Regions from separate parts of the Homo sapiens genome. Here region 1 is linked to region 2. Evidence: chromatin contacts called from ENCODE Hi-C or POLR2A ChIA-PET data. All regions are on one chromosome and are shown on one strand. Each heading gives the region's core, a stretch centred on a gene start or an enhancer-like site at or near the end of the contact. The rest is flanking DNA. Distances are from core to core; before and after follow the strand shown.

Evidence for each region. Hi-C counts contacts between places; a loop is a spot of excess contacts on that map. ChIA-PET counts read pairs that join two places held with the same protein, here RNA polymerase II (POLR2A).
Region 1: a loop to region 2 is called in a map with no recorded cell type, with 5 times the contacts of the local background. The contact joins two enhancer-like sites. A Hi-C loop is called at or near these places in 1 of 168 maps with a recorded cell type or tissue (CD4-positive, alpha-beta T cell) and 1 of 37 single-sample maps with no recorded cell type. POLR2A ChIA-PET finds 5 or more read pairs at or near these places in 1 of 52 experiments (activated T-cell).

What each region holds. Positions count from the first base shown.
Region 1 is chr3:16,740,842-16,743,612 of GRCh38, forward strand. All of the region lies in intron 1 of PLCL2UT (PLCL2 upstream transcript), which reads left to right. Among named protein-coding and RNA genes, the nearest start is that of PLCL2UT, 18 kb to the left of the region's middle. Within about 2 kb of position 1,255, at least 4 of the 41 ENCODE cell types and tissues checked have a DNase peak (open chromatin) inside an H3K27ac peak, as active enhancers do.
Region 2 is chr3:16,695,990-16,698,956 of GRCh38, forward strand. It overlaps the pseudogene LOC124905414. Among named protein-coding and RNA genes, the nearest start is that of PLCL2UT, 27 kb to the right of the region's middle. RefSeq lists enhancers at 587-1,088, 1,726-1,775, 2,307-2,954. Within about 2 kb of position 1,647, at least 2 of the 41 ENCODE cell types and tissues checked have a DNase peak (open chromatin) inside an H3K27ac peak, as active enhancers do.

The sequences.
Region 1 (2,771 bases), core at 5-2,504, 44 kb after region 2:
AGCTGGGCCCATCAGATCTTTACTCTGGGAATTTAGCACTGGGATACTGATACTATGTGATCTAGATGTGTGGGAAACAAGTTTAAAGGTAACATAAAGTCTGGGTTCCATAATTTTTTTTGACTTTATGAACCATCTGGTTTACAACATCTGGTTATCATAATAACTGAGATTATTATGATAATTTCTGTATTAAAAGGACAGAAGAACCAGCTATAAAGCAGAAAAAAAGGATGCAGACACATTTAAAATAGAAACTACAAAAAATGGAGAGATTTGCAGTTTGTTAAATTTCTAATTCTCGTGAATTCCATAAGAATCTCTGCTTCCTTTACTTTCCCTGGTTTTCTGGAATTAGTTTGGGTGAATGTCTTTTCCTTTGCAAACAAACTTTCCCTGACTTAGACAGACCTTATACTGGTTAGGAATCTTGATTGCAAGAGACAGAAAACCCAACTTAACTGGATTAAGCCAAAGGACTCATACTGGCTTAAATACCCGAAAGTCCAGGGTATAGCTTGATGTAGGGACTAAAAAATGTCATGTAGACATGGTTCTCTGCATCCCCCAGTTCTACCTTCTGTGGTGTTCACTTAATTCTCAACCTTAGAAACTCTCATCTTCAATCATTCTGGCTACGAACAGTCTAAAAAGAAAGAACACTTTCCTACAACTCCTGAGCAAGTCTTGGATTCACTCTGATTGTGACCACATTGCGTGAGTCATGGCCCATCCTTGAACTAACCCCAAGGGGTCTTTTGCCAAGTCTGAGTCATATGTTCACTCCTGGGTAGGGAAAAACCTCATTGGAACCACATTGACTGAAAATGAGGAGGGAGGTTTTCTTAAATTCTGGATTCTGTTACAAAATAGAAATGATGCTGAGTAGACAAAGAAACAATAGATGCCAACACAGGCATTTAGATACATTCTAATTTTTTATTATTGCCTGTAACACTTATGTGCAGCCTTGTCCATAAATATTTGTTCACATCTCTCATTATGTCTTTAGGATATTGTTTAGCTCTGTTGTTGCATTGCAAATCACCCCCAAACTTAGTGGCTTAAAACAAAGACAATGATTCATTTCTCACTATTCTGTGGGCTGGCTGGGCTCAGCTGGGAAGTTCTGCTCCTTGTGGTATAGTTGAGGTTGCTCATGGAGCTGCATTCAGCTGATGAGTGGCTGGGGCTGTCCCATCCAAGACAGTCTCTTCTCCTCCTGGGCCTCTCTCCGTGTGGCTTTTCATCATTCCGCAGTGTAGCCTGAGCTTATTTATAGCGTGGTGACCAGCTTCCAGGATGTAGAGAGTGGAAATTCCCAGACAGTCCTCTTAAGGCCTAGGCCTGGAAGTCCCAGTGCCTTACTTCTGCTTCACCTTGTCAGTCAAAGCAAGTCACGGGGCCTTCCCAGATTCAGAGGGAGAAGGATATAAATATACTCCCAGAAATAGAAATGCCAGATGAAAGAGTATGCATATTTTAAGGTTCATGGTACATGTTGTGAGATTTGTTCCCCAGACAGCTTCTACCAATGTCCAACACCCCCCCCACCAGCAGTGTATAAGATCATGTGTTTCACCACACAAATGCAAACACTTAGTAATTTCACAGGTTTAAAAATAACAATGTGATTGTTGTCTTATTAATATTTGAGGGGTTAAACTTTTTCATATGCTTCTTAGCCATTAAAATAATTTTAATTATTTAATAACATATGTCTATGTTATTAGATTATGATATAGCATACCAATGTGTGCCATCATCTAGTTTAATAAAAAGCATCTTACTGTGAAATGTTCTGTGGGTTCCTCCCTAATTCTATTCCATTCTCTCCCTCTCAAAGGTAACCATTATTATAAATTTTTGTTTGTACTCCCATGCCCTTATTTTATCTTTTATAACAGCTTTTTTTGCAATATCATTCACATATCATACAATGGACCCATTTAAAGTATATAATTAATGTTTTTTGTACATTAACAGAGTTGTACAACCATCACTACAATACATTTTAAAACATTTTCATTATCCCCTAAAGAAACCCTGTACTTCTTAGCAGTTATATTCATTCTCCCCTTTCCCCTAACTCCCACCCTAGGCAATCACTAATCAATTTTATTTCTATTTAGATTTCCTATTTGGGGTATTTCATAGAAATAAAATTATAGAATATGTGGTCTTTTGTGTCTGGCTCCTTCACTTAACATGTTTTCAAGGGTCATCTATGTTGCAGACTGTATCAATATGCCATTCCTTTTTATTACTGAGTAATATTCCATTGTGTGAATACATCACATTTTATTTGTTCATTTGTCTGTTGATGGACATTTAGGTTGTTTACATTTTTGACTATTATGAATAATGCTGTTATGAACATTCAAGTACAAGTTTGTGTAGTCTTACATTTTCAGTTCTTTTGGAGTATTTCAATACCTTGGAGTGGAATTGCTGGGTTATATGGTAACTCTGTATTTAAACTTTTGAGTAACTGTCTTTCAGAGTGTTTCACACTTTGCCAGACTGTTTTCCAAAGTGATGACAGCATTTTACATTTCCAGTAGAAGTATGAGGGTTCCAGTTTCTCCACATCCTTATCAACCCTTTGTATTATCTGTCTTTTTGATTATAGCCATCCTAGTGGGTATGAAATGGTGACTCACTGTGGTTTTCATTTACATTTCCCTAATGACTAATGATACTGAGCATCTTTTCCTGTGCTTAATTTCCCTTCTTTTGTGATAGTTTAATCATGTGTTTGTATTTTTAGA
Region 2 (2,967 bases), core at 397-2,896:
TGGTCAAGTCTTTTTTTCACAATACAAAACAATTTCTGGTACCCCCAAAAGCCAAACAGTTTAGGTAACAAAATCCAAAAGAGACTGAAGATGGCAAAGAGGAAGGAGGAACAGGGTGGAGTAAAAATAAATAGAACAATTTTTAAGAAAGGAAGTGAGCAGAAGTACCAAGCATGTAATGTTATTTTAATGTTTCAGTCAACTAAAAAATTCCTAAAAATAGAATCCAAAAAGAGAAAAAGAGTAATGGCCATATATATATATCATCTACCTTAGATATCAACTTTTAATTAAGCTGACTTCTACTCGTAGATTTGGAGTTTTGGAGTAAGCCAATTCCACTCAGATTTTTAAAATAATCCCTTCAAATCTCTTATTACCAGATTTTAGCTGGGACAAATAGCTGATATTTTTGGCTTTTGAACATCCTTACCAAAGATATCCTCTCAGTTACCTTAACCGAAGTTATAACCACAAATGCACGCACGAGGTATCTCCAAAGAGGTGACAAGTAGTTTTTACAAGATCCAGAATCACCCCAAAAATAACTAAGAGAAAGGAAACTTTCACTAGCCATAAACAGGGTCTAACCCACATTTCTTTCAGGCCATATTTTCTAGGGTCTTAGCTTTTCAGCTTACTGTCCATACATGAAGACCCAAGAGCCTTGGGTCCCCCAACACAGACAGAAGACAGGAAATCAAAAGCTGTCCACAGAAGGGGAAAAGATCAATAGTACATTGGTACCCCCAAAGCCACATAAATATTAAACCAAGACAGGCTGGTTCCCTGACCAGGAATCAAACCCATGCTGTGGAGGGTTTTAACAATTAGGCCACCAGGTGGAATGGCCATTGTTGTTCCCTAATCAGGAAGCAAACCCAAGCTGTGGTGGAAATTTTAACCACCAGAACTATTTTCGGTCAGATTTTGCTCTTAATTTAGTCAAGATAATTTTTAAGGCTAGCCATGAAACTATTAGGCTCCCTTTAAAATATCTGATCTTTTCGTTAATAGTTTAGAATAGGAGATCTCTAAAATCTTTAAATTAATAGCACAATGAGAGAGAGAACCTGGAAAGGCAGTCGTCTTATATGAAACATTTCAGATAGTCAAATTTTGATTTTTCTTAAGTGGCTGGGGTTTTTAGAGGTGGAATTTGACTTTCTACAGCTGCAGGGATTTTAGTCAGCTTTAGAGGGGGCCAGAAGTTCATTAAATCTAACGGAAGATGGACAGAAACAAACAGACAAAAAACACAAAAAAGCAATCAAACAATTTGCATAAAATTGAGATTTCTGAGCATGAGGAGAAATTATAGCCAACTGACGGTAAGCCTTGACTTTCAGCTACTAAATCCCCAAATGACACCCCAAACCAGCTCCTTACCTGGAGATGGGGCACAAGCTGAAAACTGCTCTCTGCCATCACGGAAGCAGGAAAGTCTTCTTCCTTGTTAGAAGTAAGAACTCTCAGAAAAGGAGTTCTGCAGTGGAATAAACTTCAGATCTCAACTGGAAATTTTTGAGTGATTAGGGATCTCTGGAGGGAGAAACTCTCAGACTTCAGCAAATCATCCAATAGGTCAGAGCAATAAAGAGCTCCAGCTGGTACTAGGGCCCCAGTAGGAGAGTTGCTACAGGCCAAGAGCCAACTCCACTCAGAAAGCCCCTTTGTGGTTACCAAAATGTAAACCAAAAAGTGACTGAAGCAAGTCTCCATCCATTAGAGGTTTATTTGGCCAAAGCTGAGGATGCGCCTGGGAAAAAGCATAAATTACAGATGCTCCTGTGATTTATGTTTTTTCCAAAGGGGGTTTTGTGAACTTCAGTTCACAAAAGGGGAACTGCAAGCAGCAGGGGGAAGAAAAGGAGGCAGGCAGTGAGGCAGGTGGTCACATTCTTGTGAGGCTCTTATTAGCCTCAGTAAATCTACATTTTACATGTGAAAAGAGGGAATAGAGGAAAAAGTCAATGATGCATTCTCTCACACTCAGTGAGTCTACATTTTACATAAGATGAAGCAAATGTGGAAAGAGGGAGTAGAGGAAATGAGGCTATGACATGGGGTTGTGAAATTACAGCTATCTGGGAGCCAAAGGAAGACAGTATTTGTGACTCAGCTTCTAAGCTTAACTTGCACTTTGGTATAGTGAGTTCGGGGTCCCAAGGTTCTATTTTTTTTTCATACCTGTAACTTCTGTTTCCAAAAATGTTCCCCTGTCTTTAAAAACCCTTGCTTATAAGCCACTGGGGAAGTAGGATCTCACACAATAGCTGTCTGATTTTCCTTGCTTGGCACCCTGCAAATAAATGCCCTCCTTTTTCTTGCTGCAAACTTTGGTACAGATATTTGTCTTTACTGTGCTGGGCCAATGGACCCAGGTTTGGTTCAGTAACGAGGCACTTTTCTCACTTTTAGGTACCCCCACCAACTCTATCTAAGATTCCATCACCCTCCAAGGAGCAGGACCCTTTCCCAGAGGCCCACAGCAACATATAAGCCTGGAGCTCTAATCTGACTCTAGCCTGATAATTCAAGTACCTCTGACCTAGTTTTAAAGAGCAGGGAAGTCTGCATGGTCATCTATTGAGTTTCTATTCTGTTGAGTTGGGCAGTGTTCTCAACTGACTGCCCATGAGAATCACCTAGTGTGTGGGTATTAGGGGGGAGACTTTAAAAATACCAGTACTGAGCCCCCACAGCAAGAGATTTCCATTCAACTGGTCTAGACCCAGTCCAGGCAATGACGTTTTTAGAAAACGTCCCCAGGTGGTTCTATCATACAGCCAGGTGGAGAGCCAGTGGTGATGGCTTATACTGTATGCTCTGATTTCTTCAGAGCTTTGTTTTTGATTCTCCAACCAAAATTTTGTAACTCAAAATGGTTTTCTCTCCCAGAAAACACAGCTTTTGTAAATTAAAACCCTTGTTTTTCTCTCATGAATTTCAAAGGCCTGCTTAGAA